2 separate regions of the Homo sapiens genome follow, and region 2 is linked to region 1. Evidence: chromatin contacts called from ENCODE Hi-C or POLR2A ChIA-PET data. All regions are on one chromosome and are shown on one strand. The core of a region is the stretch at or near the end of the contact, and the rest is flanking DNA. Distances in the headings are between cores, read along the strand shown.

What was found. Hi-C counts contacts between places; a loop is a spot of excess contacts on that map. ChIA-PET counts read pairs that join two places held with the same protein, here RNA polymerase II (POLR2A). Pooled maps may share reads with other maps.
Region 2: a loop to region 1 is called in a pooled map, with 2.9 times the contacts of the local background. The contact joins the promoter of PM20D1 here to the enhancer-like site in region 1. A Hi-C loop is called at or near these places in 3 of 168 maps with a recorded cell type or tissue (MCF 10A, heart left ventricle and mesothelial cell of epicardium) and 5 of 50 pooled maps. POLR2A ChIA-PET finds 5 or more read pairs at or near these places in 2 of 52 experiments (GM10248 and activated CD4-positive, alpha-beta T cell).

Annotation. Positions count from the first base shown.
Region 1 is chr1:205,916,059-205,923,879 of GRCh38, reverse strand. SLC26A9 (solute carrier family 26 member 9) reads left to right here. Exons shown (of 21, transcript NM_052934.4): 14 at 267-336; 15 at 453-545; 16 at 685-798; 17 at 2,033-2,314; 18 at 3,650-3,704; 19 at 4,895-5,040; 20 at 6,526-6,597. Among named protein-coding and RNA genes, the nearest start is that of SLC26A9-AS1, 15 kb to the left of the region's middle. RefSeq lists enhancers at 2,785-3,315, 3,316-3,847. Within about 2 kb of position 3,044, at least 11 of the 41 ENCODE cell types and tissues checked have a DNase peak (open chromatin) inside an H3K27ac peak, as active enhancers do; they include heart left ventricle, where a contact is called at or near this core.
Region 2 is chr1:205,847,242-205,854,687 of GRCh38, reverse strand. PM20D1 (peptidase M20 domain containing 1) reads left to right here and starts at 4,556. Exons shown (of 13, transcript NM_152491.5): 1 at 4,556-4,784; 2 at 6,717-6,803. The coding sequence starts at 4,616. RefSeq lists an enhancer at 4,333-4,627.

The sequences.
Region 1 (7,821 bases), core at 1,795-4,294:
GACTCCCACCACTTCTCCCACCACTTCTCTCCCCTGCCCTGTGGTCTGGGAGCTATGTCAAGGACCTGCCTGTCATCCTCATAGTTATAGGAGGCCACAGGCCACCAGACATGTGTCTCCAGTGCAAAAAGACAGACACAGCAAGTCTGGGGGTGAGGACAGGACCCCATCCTACCTTGGCTCTGCCCCCGCCCCAGCAGGGGCACCCTTCCAGGCCCATGTGCCATTAGCATTCTCTTATGTTTTTCTCTTCCTGCTTCATCCAGTCGAAATGGCTATGCACTGGCCCAGGTCATGGACACTGACATTTATGTGAATCCCAAGACCTATAATAGGGTAGGTAATTCAAGCTTATGACCTCCTTCTTTTGCTCTGCACCACCCCAAGAAGAGGTTGCTTTTTAAAGCCAATAAAGACATTTCTGCAACTTGAGCTCAGTCTCCCTGTCACAGGCCCAGGATATCCAGGGGATTAAAATCATCACGTACTGCTCCCCTCTCTACTTTGCCAACTCAGAGATCTTCAGGCAAAAGGTCATCGCCAAGGTAAGGCTCAGTCCCTGGCGACCAGAGGCTCTGGACAGAGAGTGGCCGGAAAATGGAAGCAGAAGGGCGGTGGGAGCTGAGAATAGGCCACTCCCATAGAGGGTGGAGGTCAAGATTGCTGTTGGCTCTCTCCCTGCAGACAGGCATGGACCCCCAGAAAGTATTACTAGCCAAGCAAAAATACCTCAAGAAGCAGGAGAAGCGGAGAATGAGGCCCACACAACAGAGGAGGTCTCTATTCATGAAAACCAAGGTGAATGAAGGCCAGAAGCAGCCCCGTGCCCTGCTCTCCTGCCCATTCTGATACTGCCCCCTGTTACTCATGGTACCCTGGGGGCCCCGCTTCCCACCCTGACAGGCAAAGACAGAAAGTCTCTGGGAACACTGCCTGGTGGCCGCTGGGCATTTTTCTTCTTTTTTTTCTTTTTCTTTTTAGAGATGGAATTTTGCTCTTGTCACCCAGGCTTGAGTGCAATGGCGTTATCTTGGCTCACTGCAACCTCCACCTCTGGGGTTCAAGCGATTCTCCTGCCTTAGCCTCCCAAGTCGCTGAGATTACAGGTGCCACCACACCCAGCTAATTTTTGTATTTTTAGTAGATATTGGGTTTCACCATGTTGGCCAGGCTGGTGTCAAACTCCTGACCTCAGGTGATCCACCTACCTTAGCCTTCCAAAGTGCTGGGATTACAAGCCTGAGCCACTGCGCCCAGCCTGGGCATTTTTCTTCTTGGATGAGGTGCTACCATCTCCCAGGGAAGCCACTGAACCCCCAAGGCCCTTCTCCATTTTCTGGCTAAGATAGGACATGGCCCATGGACTTTTGAACAACCCAGAGGGGGAACAGCAGTGAATTTCCTGGGGAACCCAGGCAGCCCAGGGCTAGCAAGGCTGGGGTGGCCATGGCAGTAATCCTTGTAATCCCAGCACTTTAGGAGGCCGAGATGGGAGAATCACTCTCATGAGTTCAGGAGTTCGAGACCAGCCTGCCCAACGTGGCGAAACGCTGTCTCTACTAAAAATACACAAAAATTAGCCAGGCGTGGTGGTGGGCACCTGTAATCCCAGCTACTCAGGAGGCTGAGGCACGAGAATCACTTGAACCCGGGAGGCAGAGGTTGCAGTGAGCCGAGATAGTGCCACTGCACTCCAGCCTAGGCAACAGAGGGAGACTCTGTCTCAAGAAATAAAGGAGCTCAGTGTCCCCGGAGGGGCTTTCTCCCAGAGAGAGTGGGCTTGAGGCTTCAGTGCCTCTCTTGGCTGGGTCCTCTGACTTTGTCTGGGTTGTAGGAGACCAAGTTTGCAGGCCCTGCCTAAGAAAGGGCTTTGGGAGAGGCCTCTCTGGTGGAGCTTTCAGGGTCTGTGTTCACCATCACCGAGGCGAGTTATTCCCCTACACCTACACCCTCCATGCCCCTGCTTCAGTCACAGCAAGGTCTGGCTCAGTCTGGTGGTCCCTGACTCTGCCCACTGTCCCCACCCTTCCAGACTGTCTCCCTGCAGGAGCTGCAGCAGGACTTTGAGAATGCGCCCCCCACCGACCCCAACAACAACCAGACCCCGGCTAACGGCACCAGCGTGTCCTATATCACCTTCAGCCCTGACAGCTCCTCACCTGCCCAGAGTGAGCCACCAGCCTCCGCTGAGGCCCCCGGCGAGCCCAGTGACATGCTGGCCAGCGTCCCACCCTTCGTCACCTTCCACACCCTCATCCTGGACATGAGTGGAGTCAGCTTCGTGGACTTGATGGGCATCAAGGCCCTGGCCAAGGTGAGGCCCTCGGGAACAGCAAGCACCACCCACTCCACCCCCTCCGCTCTGCTCTCCACATTCCCTTTCCTGGGAGCCCTCATTTCAGGAAGCTGAGGGAGGAAGCTCACTGGGGAGACTAACAGCTCCTAGGAATCCCTCCTTTCCCCAGACGCCACCAGGTTGAGACATTCTCCACAGAGCAGGCCCAGACGGCCCATGACAATGAGTGGCGGGACAAGTCTACCAGAGTTTCAGGCCCCTGTGCTCCCAACACCCCCAGCAGTGGCCATCCCAAGTCCCTCTCAGCCATCAGGAACCCACCCAGGTTCTCTGAGGAGGGTCCGGTTTGGCTCCTGGTTCATGATCTGCTGCCCTTGTCCCTCATTCACCGGCCACCCTAGGACAGGAGAAGGAATAATACCAGTGCCCCACACCATCAGGCCAAACAGAGAGCCCACGGGACACCTTGAATGAATGTATCCATCTGATAACTTTCCAGCAGCCACCGCCAATGGCGGGAGTCAGCAAACCTCAGAGCTGGCTCAGATAGAGGCAAGCCAGGGGAACAATGGGCACAGAGAGTGTTCGGACTGCCTTCACCATCAACCAGGCGCAGGGCAGGCCCCATACCCAGCCTTGGGCCTCAGCCGGCTTCCTTAGCCAGGATCTGGAGTCCAGGCCAGCCTTGGCTGAAGCTCTAGACTCCCTGAGCCTCCATCCTCCCCTGCAGCTTCTGTCTGAAGCCACAAAGAAGTCTGAGAATCTAAGCTACTGAAAGAAAAGATCAGCCGGGCGTGGTGGCTCACTCCTGTAATCCCAGCACTTTGGGAGGCCAAGGCAGGTGGATCACAAGGTCAGGAGTTCAAGACCAGCCTGGCCAACATGGTGAAACCCCGCCTCTACTAAAAATACAAAAATTAGCCAGGTGTGGTGACGGGCCCCTGTAGTCCCAGCTACTCGGTAGGCTGAGGCAGAGAATTGCTTGAACCCAGGAGGCGGAGGTTGCAGCGAGCCAAGATCACGCCACTGCACTCCAGCCTGGGCAACAGAGTGAAACTCCATCTCAAAAGAAAAAAAAAGAAAATATCTAGCCCCACAAGAAGGGGCCATGGTGACTTTAAGTGCCCGCCACGTTGGCAAAAGTCCATTTCCGCTCCACTTCCCAGAGAAACCGTCAGCCAACACTCCAGGGAGAAGTGGTGTGCTTTGCTGCTATTTTTGTCTTTGGCTGCTGGGCTCTCAGGGTTGCTTATTTGTTTGGCTTCCCCTCTGAAGTACGTTTTGTGAATCACTTTTGAGACCCACTCAGAACATTCCTTTCCTTTTGCCTCCCTACCCCAACAACACTTCTAGCTGAGCTCCACCTATGGGAAGATCGGCGTGAAGGTCTTCTTGGTGAACATCCATGGTAAGAGAAAGAGGACATTTAGGGACTGAAAGACTGGCAAGGAGTGTGGGGTAGGAACAGGTTGGTGGGGTCTGAATAGTGAGGAGGTTGGAAACGAGAGCACCCAGCTATCCCCCACAAGCTGCTGCCTGCTCATAAAAGCTTCAGGTACAAGTCCAAAGAGACTGGTCAGATTGCATAAACATCCTAGGGGCCTTAGTGACAGAGTGGGGGTGAGGAGGTCATGGAGTTACAGAAGGACAGCTAGGATTCTAATCTACCCCATAACTAATTTGCCACGTATCCTTGGCCGAGTCACTTTATCTCTCAAGGGATCTATTTCTACCTATGTAAAACGAGAGGGTTGACTAGATGGATTTGGGGATCCTCTCCCAATCAGAAACTCTGTGAATCGATATAGGCATAGAGCACACGGTACCCTAATTCCCCAGGGAACATATAAATATGCAGTTTTGTAGGCATACAGCCTCCAAAGGGTGCATATACACAGCCTCAAGGACGTGGCCACAGGGCAGCAGACATTTACATGACTAGCATGTACGCAAAGTGCAGAGATGTGGGAGCAAGTGCACACAGACACACAGGAGAATGTGAAGGGGCACATACACACACACCCAGCTCCCTGCACTGGGTCAGACCCCCTCCAGCAGGGCTGCAGTTCCCAAGCTCCGCATGGCCACGTTCGGGGAGAGAATCTGCAGTGGCAATGACCTGCTATGATATGTTCTGGAGTTAGAAGCAGTGGATTCTCCCCAACCTCACTGGACACCCCCTCAGGAAACCATCTCTAGGATTAAGAGTAATCCACACAAACTTCCAATGCCACACATTGGAAGTTGCTGGAAAGGTCTGGGAAAACAAGAGGAAGGATGGGTCCTTGGGGGATAGAACTGGCAGCGGCCTCTTCAAGGATGGCTTAGGCTTTTCCACTCGAATCACCACAAAGTACTGACTCCCTAAATCAAACTGCTTCCTTCTGCTCTGGGTTGAAACTTCAGCATCCTCAAGTTCATGTTGCCCTCTGCCGTCCAAAACTGATATTGCACTGCCAATGCCATGGCCCTCAGATACAGCAAGAGCTGGGACCTCAGGCCTCTCCCATCCCTGCTCTGGTCTCACTATCTTCCCCACCCCCAGCTCCAATCCACAATGGCTGTTATCTTTCTGAAGGTGATCTTTTCTCCTTCTAGCCCAGGTGTACAATGACATTAGCCATGGAGGCGTCTTTGAGGATGGGAGTCTAGAATGCAAGCACGTCTTTCCCAGCATACATGACGCAGTCCTCTTTGCCCAGGCAAATGCTAGAGACGTGACCCCAGGACACAACTTCCAAGGGGTAAGGTTCTTGCACCTGGGGAATCCTAGGCTCCAAGGCACTGAAATAGCAGGACCAAGAGGCATTATTAGAAAGAACACAGGAGAAGGTTTAAGTTCCAATATCAAGTCTGCCATTTCAGTTTTCTGAATCTGTTTCCTTATCTATAGAATGAGCACCATCAACTAACATTACCTACCTCTCTGCATTTTTCTTTTATTTTGTTTTAGGGTTAAATGATAATTACATCTTTTGTGTCACTTGAAAGCACTTTGTGTATTGTAAAAATTCTTTATCAATATAAGTTTTCTGGTTGCACAAACACCCAAAGCATAGTAGAGCAGGCCCACTCTGCTGGCATCGTTCCCTGCCTCCTCCTCATCTCTTTCTAAAGGGGGCTTTCGGGAAGGGAGGGGAGGGGAGTAAGCCTACCCATTTTAACTTACCGGAGCTTAGAGATTTCAGGCTGGTGAGGGATAAAGAGATTGGGTCTGAGTTTTGTCTCAGCTTTTTGACATTTAATTTACTAGCTCAGTAAGTTACAAATGGGATACAAATAACACCATCTAAAACTCCAGAAGACTGGGGAGTCAGAAAAAGCCTACCTCCTTGGGGTCCCTGCCCAGATCCCCAGTCATCTCTAGCCCTCAGGGTCCCCTCCCAGCTCAGCTCCTGCCCTTGGCCTCCCAAGACTCTTGTTGTGCCCCAGCCCTGGGTAAAAACCTCCCCTGCCCTCTGTGGGTCATAAGAAAGGCTTTTCTGGCCCTAGAGCAATGATTTGCTCTTTGCCTTAAGAGACTGATGAAGGTGAAACCATCTGTTCTAAGTGCTGAAAGACTGCCCAGGAACACACAGGGCGCTGGCTCCTGCCCTCCATGCCTAGAGGGAAACCCTGGGGAAACAACGGGCTTTCCTGCTTCGTGAATTTGTCCGCAGAGCAAAGAGGGAGATTCTGGAGGAAGCTGCATTAGTTGTTAGTGCCCTAATCATGTTCAGCTACTCTAGTTGGTATGTATACTTGATTAGTCATAGACTTATAAATAATTTATATTTTATATAATATATACTTACATATTATAGACCATTCACAGATACAAATCACACACATAAACACACACCTTTTCAACAGCATTGTGAGGGACAAAGCAGGCAAAGTGAGGCTGGTTATCAGACTTGAACAGATTAGAAAATATATTCCCAGGAGGACAGGAATTCCCCAAGGTCAGGCAGCTAGCCAATAGTTTTTCTAAGCTGAGTAAAACCTTCCCTGCCTCTAACGGCCCACAAAGGAGGGAAGACCGCGATACACACCTGTCTGGTATAAGGGGGAAGACCACAGCCGTGCTGTTTTTGTGAGGCAGGTAAGGGAAGGGGCAAGAGGATAAGTCATGTGTCAGGAAGCAGCGTCCAACCAGAGCCGGCCACCTGTCCCTTTTCCTGCCACCATGCACCAACTTTGCTGTTCAGTCACTGAAGCTCATTCTGCACTGGCTTCCTCCCTTCCAGGCTCCAGGGGATGCTGAGCTCTCCTTGTACGACTCAGAGGAGGACATTCGCAGCTACTGGGACTTAGAGCAGGTGAGCTGAGGGAAGGGGCTGTGAGGGTGGGAGCAGGGCGAAGAGGGGAAGGATGGGGTCGCTGTCAAATACAAGGCGTTCACTCAGCTGTCTCACCTCCAGCCCAGAGCAGTCACATTCAAGGCCACAAAGATTTGTGGTCATCTTTGTTTTTTTTCTTTTCCTTTTCTTTTTTTTTTTTTTTTAATTTGAGACAAAGTCTCACTCTATCACCCAGACTGGAATGCAGTGGCATGATCTCAGCTCACTGCAACCTCTGCCTCCCGGGTTCCAGAGGTTCTCCTGCCTCAGCCTCCCGAGTAGCTGGGACTTCAGGCCTGCGCCCAGCTAATTTTTGTATTTTTAGTAGAGACAGCTTTTCACCATGTTGGCTGGGCTGGTCTCGAACTTCCGATCTCAAGCAATCTGCCTGCCTCGGTCTCCTAAGTGCCTGGATTACAGGCATAAGCCACGATGCCTGGCCTTTGTTTTCATTCTTCTCACTCCCTGAAAGTTATCGTGGGGAGAGGGTGAGTCACTGGACCAAGTCCTAGAGAACCAGTATCTATTCTTATTCTCCAACACATCACCCACGTGACCCTGAGCAAGCCACATACACCCTGGGCCCTAGTTTTTATCATCTGTGAAATTAGGGGAAACATAGGTAATACCTGTCCCATCCACCACACAAGATTGGCAGGGCAGTCACTTGTTCTTTCATTAATTCAGCAGGTATTTATGGCGTACCTACTGTTTGCCTGACACAGTTCAGGATGGGCACATAGCAGTGAGCAAAACAAAGGCCTCTGCCTTTTAGAAACTTACGTTATGGTAGAATAGATGGATTCTGGGTCTACAAATGAATTATTATTGCATGTGGACAAGCCTTAAGAACTAAAAAATATGTGGCTGGGTGCAATGGTTCACACCTGTAATCCCAGCACTTTGGGAGGCTGAGGTGGGCGGACCACCTGAGGTCAGGAGTTTGAGACCAGCCTGGCCAACATGGCGAAACCCCGTCTCTACTAAAAGCACAAAAATTAGCCAGGCGTAGTGGTGCATGCCTGTAGTCCCAGCTACTCGGAAGTCTGAGGCATGAGAATCACTTGAACCTGGGAGGCAGATGTTGCAGTGAGCCGAGATCGTGCCACTGCACTCCAGCTTGGGTGACAGAGCTAGACTGTCTCAAAAACAAACAAAACAAAACCTAAAAGATATGTGGATATGAGGGATCACCATCCCCAT
Region 2 (7,446 bases), core at 3,307-5,806, 71 kb after region 1:
CAGTGGCACATTCATAGCTTACTGCAGCCTTGAATTCCTGGAATCCAGCAACCCTCCCACCTCAGCCTCCTGTAACTAGGACTACAGGTGCTCGCCACCATGCATGGCTAATCCCAGAGCCATTTGTCCCAGGGTGTTAGAGAGGGGGCTGCTTGCTGCTCCTAGGCCACCTTCTCCCACCTCTGACAACTTTGGAGGGGTTGTTTTTAATTAGATTTAGGAAGGTAATCTCATCACTCTCCATGAGATTTTCATAAGGGGAGGGAGGAGTTCCAAGAATCCTTTTTTCCTCTGACCCATCCTTCCTCAGCTCTGTACTCAATGGGTGGTAGGGATGAGGGAAAAAGACTGATGTTATAGCTCAAAGTTGTTGACTGCCTAGAGGCCTAGAAATGTGTTAGTAATGAATCTGGGGTAGGCCTGAGTACGTGGAGTGTATATGTACCGGTGTGTTTGGGTGTGTAAGGAGGTAGGGGTGGGAGGAGCATGGAACATAGTTCTGGGCAGTTGCACAAGTAGAAGGAAATCCTAGTTCTACTTTTTGATGATTTAACATTTATTGAATGACACATATGTAGGGCAAAGTTTGAGAGAGTTTATACTCTAATGCAATGGCTGGATGAACTCTCAATCGTTGCCCTACATATGGTGGCTTAGTTTTTCCAAGAGCAAATCTACAGTCTCTACTCTGCCCATGGGAATTAGATTGTCCTCTGATCAGTCACAAAATAAACTTCTTTATCACTTTGTAAAAGAACTGTGTCTCCATTGCTATTTCTACCACCCACCCCTTGCCCCTGATTTGCAGCTGACCTTTATGAATGTATTTTCCGAACTCAGCCAGGGCTGTAGTATTGGACTTCTCAGAGCTAAAAGTCACTGTTGGAATCTGGATGGCACCTGTCAGAGTCAAATGGTCAGAGATGAAAGACTGAACATGAATTAATCATTTTTTTTTCTACAGTCCTCTGTGCACAAAAAGTTCTTTTGCCTTCATTATCGTATTGCAGAGGGCAAAACACTAATATGAGGTAGGCACTATTGTTTTCTCTAATTCGAAGATAAGGGAAAAAGCTTGAGTCCAGGAGTTCAAGAGCAGCCTGGGCAAAATAGTGAGACCCTATCTCTACAAAAATAATAATAAATTTAAAAATAATAAATACATAAAATAAAAAGTATCTTTTTAAAAATTTTTAAAGTTTGGTAGAGATTAAGCTATTTTTTACTAAAAATTCATATATATATATATATTTATGACCTTGGACTAGATTTGTTAAGATTTTTTAAGCAAGAAAACATCACTAATTATAAAAGAATATAATAATAAATTCAACTATATTATTAAGACTTCAACCCATCAAAAGGCCATTAAAAAAATAAAAACACAAGACACAAATGAAGAGAAATATTTATAATTTAAATAAAACTGACAAAATTTTAGACTCCACAATATATAGAAACCCTTAAAATTCAATAAGAAGACAGCTCTAAACAAAAATGGGCAATAGATATGAACAGTCATTTTACCAGAGAAACATGAATGGCAAATAAGCATATTTAAAGATGTTTAGGCCAGGCATGGTGGTTCAGCCTGTCATCTCAGCACTTTGGGAGACCAAGGCAGGAGGATCATTTGAGGCCAGGAGTTCAAGACCAGTCTGGGCAACATAGAGAGACACTGTCTCTATAAAAAAACTTCTAAAAATTAGCTGAAGGTGTTGGTGTTCACTTGCAATCTTAACTACTCAGAAGGCTGCGGCAAGAGGATTCTTTGAGCTCAGGAGTTGGAGGCTGCAGTGAGCTATACTTGTGCCACTGAACTCCAGCCTGGGTGACAGAGCAAGACCCTATGATAAATAAATAAATAAATAAATAAATAAAGCTTAAACTCTTTAACAAACTAGAGAGTACAAAATAATACCACAAGGAGATATTTTCCAGGCACTAAATGGGCAAAATGAAGATATTGGAAATGCCAATGCCAAGAGCTAGTGAGAAAGTGAAGCAACAGGAACTTATATACTATGCACTACCTTGCTGATTAGTATAAATTGTTCCAATCACTTTGGAAAATAATTCAGCCTTCTCTTGTAAAATAGAACATACAGTACAACACAGCATTTTCACTCCTAGATATATATTCCAGAGAATCTCTTTTACCTGTGGCCCAGGAGACATGTACAATAATGTCAATAGACTGTAGCAAGATATAACAGCATGCATAAATCCCACAAACAGTGTTGGGTAAAAAGAGCAAATTGCAGAAGACTACACACAACATGATGTCATTTTTATAAGATATACACACACACACACACTATACATATATGTATATCATACATATGTTGTAGAACTATTTAAAACACACAACACGGTCATACAATTACCTTGGGCAGGGAGTTGGAAAATAAAGGCAATAGAACACATGCACCTTCAATGCTACTGATAATTTTCCATGATTGGCTAGATCTGGGAACAGTGTGGGAATTAGACAGATTGCAAGAATTGGAGCAGTGACAGGAGAAAAAATGCAGTTTGACCAGTTAGGTCTAAACTCCAAATCACGGGTGTTCATGTTATTATTTACTTTACATACACGTTGTACGTACTCTTAATTATCAAATATTATGTGATAAGATAATTTAAAGAATATTTAAGGACCAGGAAGTGTTTATGACATAATGTTAAAGGAAAAAAAGCAGAACATAGAACTTTGGATGCAGTATATGCATCTGTTTCATTTTAAAACAGGGACATCCTTCATTTGTGGGTATTTGTGTGCAGAGAAAAAAGATTGGATAACATCAAAATATGATGAGTGAACGTCTCTGGATATTGGGATAGCATGTGATTTTTTTCTTTATACTTAATGTTCCAAATATTTCACAAGGGCATAAATATACATGAATTTTACAATCATAAAAATTGTGCTGGGTGTGGTGGCTCATTCCTGTAATACTAGCACTTTGGGAGGCTTAAATGGGAGGGTTGCTTGAGTCCAGGAGTTCAAGAGCAGCCTGGACAAAATAGTGAAACCCTATCTCTACAAAAATAATAATAATTTTAAAAAATAATAAATATATAAAATAAAAAGTCTCTTTTAAAAAAATTTTAAAGTTAGGTAGAGATTAAGCTACTTTTTACTAAAAATTATGTCAATGTTCATGTTTAAATTTCAACTCTATTTTTAACATTCTAAATCTTAAACTAGGTGGTGAATCCAGAAATGTTCATTATGTTATTTTTTATATCTTTATAATATGTGAAGTATTTCATGATACTGTTTTAAAGTTGCTATTAAAAAGTAACTAGGCAGGGTGTGGTGGCTCACGCCTGTAATCCCAGCACTTTGGGAGGTCGAGGTGGGCAGATCACCTGAGGTCGGGAGTTCGAGACCAGCCTGACCAACATGGAGAAACCCCATCTCTACTAAAAATACAAAATTAGCCAGGCATGGTGGTGCATGCCTGTAATCCCAGCTACTTGGGAGGCTGAGGCCAGAGAATTGCTTGAAACTGGGAGGCGGAGGTTGCGGTGAGCCGAGATCGCCCCATTGCACTCCAGCCTGGGCACCGAGAGAGAAAAAAAAAGAAAAGAAAAGAAAAGTAACTACATGGCTGAATTTTTTTTTTTAAGCAAATCTTAAATGAAATGCAAACACCAGGACTGTGAACCTGTAGCTTTGGTCACAGGTAGCAATATGGCCTTACTGGTTGTATAGCACTTACTGAATTTTTCTTGAGAATTCTAAAATTTGAGAGTGATGCCAGATAAAATTGCATCAAGAAATCTGAAAGGAACGATTTATTCTGGCTTCAGGAAATCTGATTTTATATTTCTGTGACATAAGACAGGTTTTCTTTTTTCCAGAATGATCCTCTACTCTGAATAACCATAAAATTTCACTTGTGGAATACATCAAAATTATTTATACATCAAAATTCTCTTAAATATTTTATAGTAATCTTTCTAAAAATCCTTCAGTCTTACTGTACTTGTCTAGAGTTGCAAAAATGTAGTGTTAACATTAATATTAAAAGCACTTTCAATGAAATTTCTAAACAGGAGCCAACCCTCTGAGCTGGTATTTCAAAGCAGTATCTATAAACAGAGCAATTTGTTCCAATTTCAGATGAAATCAAGCTGGGAACCTAGAGAGCTCCCCCGCCCCAGGATCTAGGGAATTGTAGTCAGGTTCTAAGCTTCGGAAAAAACGAGCAGCAGAGTATGGTCTGATAAGCTTCGTGCATTTTATTTTGCTTTTCCTCCTTTATTTGATTTGTTGTCATACAGGAAAGGATTTATGGGTGAGAGATCAAGTGCGGACCAGACATGACTCTAGCCTGGAGCCCGACCTCACCTCTGCTCTGCAGGAACTGCTGGCCTCAGCACGAAAACCCACAACCCTCGAAAGGCCTTAAGGATCCTGGGCGGGGTCATTCTGTCAATTGGTTGTTCCGCTGTCCTAGCGAAGCGATGATTGGTCAGATCTGGATATGGGGTGTGGCTAAGGCTGTTTGCCGGAATAAGAGCAGAGCTAGGGCCAAGAAACGCTAGTCTGGGCGTTTAGGTCAGAACTACCCCGGTAGCCTGACAGCAGGAGCTCGAGAGAAGCATGGCTCAGCGGTGCGTTTGCGTGCTGGCCCTGGTGGCTATGCTGCTCCTAGTTTTCCCTACCGTCTCCAGATCGATGGGCCCGAGGAGCGGGGAGCATCAAAGGGCGTCGCGAATCCCTTCTCAGTTCAGCAAAGAGGAACGCGTCGCGATGAAAGAGGCGCTGAAAGGTGAACCCGGGTCCCCTTCACCCACCTATGCTCATATGTGGGTCCCTCCCTCCCCAGGTCAACCCGTGACTCCCCGCTTCCGCCGCAAAGCATCTGCTACTGCAGCTGGAGCCCCGACACGCACCCCAGCCCGGCCCCAACACCCTTCCCAGCACATCGTGCCCCTGTCTGGGGACGCCACACTTCCCCCATACCTGGCTCCTGGAACTCTGGTGTGCCCTGCCTAACCTGGAAGCTCCAACTTCACCCCTCTTGGCGTGACCACCGTCCATTCTTTCCCCTGCTTGCCTCGAGTATTACACCAGCTTTCATTTGTACATCAATTTTAACCTTTGAAAGTTTGCATGCCTGATAAATTACTGCGGTGTCGTAAAATAAGACAAATGATATTAGTCTTATCTACAAAGGAGAGAAATTGAGGCTTAGGTCAGCTAAATGATCTTCCCCAGGGCCCCACAGCAAAGAGTGGGCAGTGGGTGACAGCATCTAGTGCCTGTCGGACTCGCTGGGATCAGATGGCTCTAAAGAAAGGGAGTGGAGTGTTCCCGGGGTGTGGGATGTTCCTAATTCTCAATCATAATTGAAGAACATGTCTCCTCTAGATCTCTAATCCAGACCAAAAATTCATCCCTGTTCTGAATCTGCATTTTCCAGGAAACAGGAAAGTTTCTGTTGAGTGCTAGATCCTATGGGATGAAATCCTTCTTTACCATTCAGCTTAGCTCCAGTCTTTTCCCTTTCATTAAGTAATGGATTAAGAGAGACTGCCTGCATAAACATATAGAAGCAGATGCAGGGACCAAAAGCTAACCCCAATAGTTGGATATAGATTGTTCATATGCTAGAGTGACAAGCCTGGGAGGCAGAGCAGGGCTTTCCCAAAGCATAAATAATTCTCTAAAAGGCATTAGACAGCCACTCACAGTCTGCACAGAAGAGAACAAAAGCTACATAAGCTAGAATAGGGACCTCATAGCAACACAGCTTGGAACTCTGAGCAGGGGACAGAACACCTGAGATCAGATCCTTGGGTCTGCCCTTGAGTAGGCACTTGAATCTTTCTGAACCTCGGCTTCCCCATCTATCTGGTGGGCTATGCTATTGTAGGGTTGATCCTTAGCAAAACTGATGAAGTTTGTCTTTCAGAGACCCTTCCTGCCTCAGGTGAATTTGTTTGCACTGTGTTCTTGGAGAGCAGTCTAATTCAATATTCTCATGATTCATGCTTTCCCTCCCAGTGGTTTTGTCTTTGATCATGGAACTCTTTAAAACTGTAAAGTCTTAAAGACTCAAAGGGATGAGCCCAGTGAAGGTTCAGGAACTGAGACAACTGAGTAAGGAGGGTGAGATTATTTTAGGACTGAGGAGTTTGTTTGGAGGCTTCTAAATCCACCCCTTCCCAGGCATTATATGCCCAAAAAGCTGGTCTTGGTTGACAGACTAGTGAGACTCTGCATAAGGAATAAGCCTTTACATACAAAAACACACAAGCCTCATTGATGTAGGGACCCAGGACAGTGGGTGCCTTGAGAATGATGAAGCTTGGATTCATCAAAGCAATTGGTGATTTCAGAGGTAGTGAGGCCTTAGGAAGCAATTTATAGTAGCTTCCCTTCAAGACCAGGATCCAAAAATCCACTTCCCTCCAATCTTAGACTGTATTTGCCTTTAAGAACCATATCAGCCTAAACAAACCCAGAAGACATAGGTTTAAATCTATAGTCTGCCTGTTGCTCAGACAGCTCACCTAACCTCTCCAAGCATTTTCCCTCATCTTCGAATTAGAGGAAACAATAGCGCCTACCTCACATTAGTGTTTTGCCCTCTGCAATATGATAATGAAGGCAAAAGAACTTTTTGTGCACAGAGGACTGTAGAAAAAAACAATGACTAATTCATTTTCAATCTTTCATCTCTATTTGACTCTGACAGGTGCCATCCAGATTCCAACAGTGACTTTTAGCTCTGAGAAGTCCAATACTACAGCCCTGGCTGAGTTCGGAAAATACATTCATAAAGGTCAGCTGCAAATCAGGGGCAAGGGGTGGGTGGTAGAAATAGCAATGGAGACACAGTTCTTTTACAAAGTGATAAAGAAGTTTATTTTGCGACTGATCAGAGGACAATCTAATTCCCATAGGCAGAGTAGAGACTGTAGATTTGCTCTTGGAAAAACTAAGCCACCATATGTAGGGCAAAGATTGAGAGTTCATCCAGCCATTGCATTAGAGTACAAACTCTCTCAAATTTTGCCCTACATGTGTGTCATTCAATAAATGTTAAATCATCAAAAAGTAGAACTAGGATTTCCTTCTACTTGTGCAACTGCCCAGAACTATGTTCCATGCTCCTCCCACCCCTACCTCCTTACACACCCAAACACACCGGTACATATACACTCCACGTACTCAGGCCTACCCCAGATTCATTACTAACACATTTCTAGGCCTCTAGGCAGTCAACAACTTTGAGCTATAACATCAGTCTTTTTCCCTCATCCCTACCACCCATTGAGTACAGAGCTGAGGAAGGATGGGTCAGAGGAAAAAAGGATTCTTGGAACTCCTCCCTCCCCTTATGAAAATCTCATGGAGAGTGATGAGATTACCTTCCTAAATCTAATTAAAAACAACCCCTCCAAAGTTGTCAGAGGTGGGAGAAG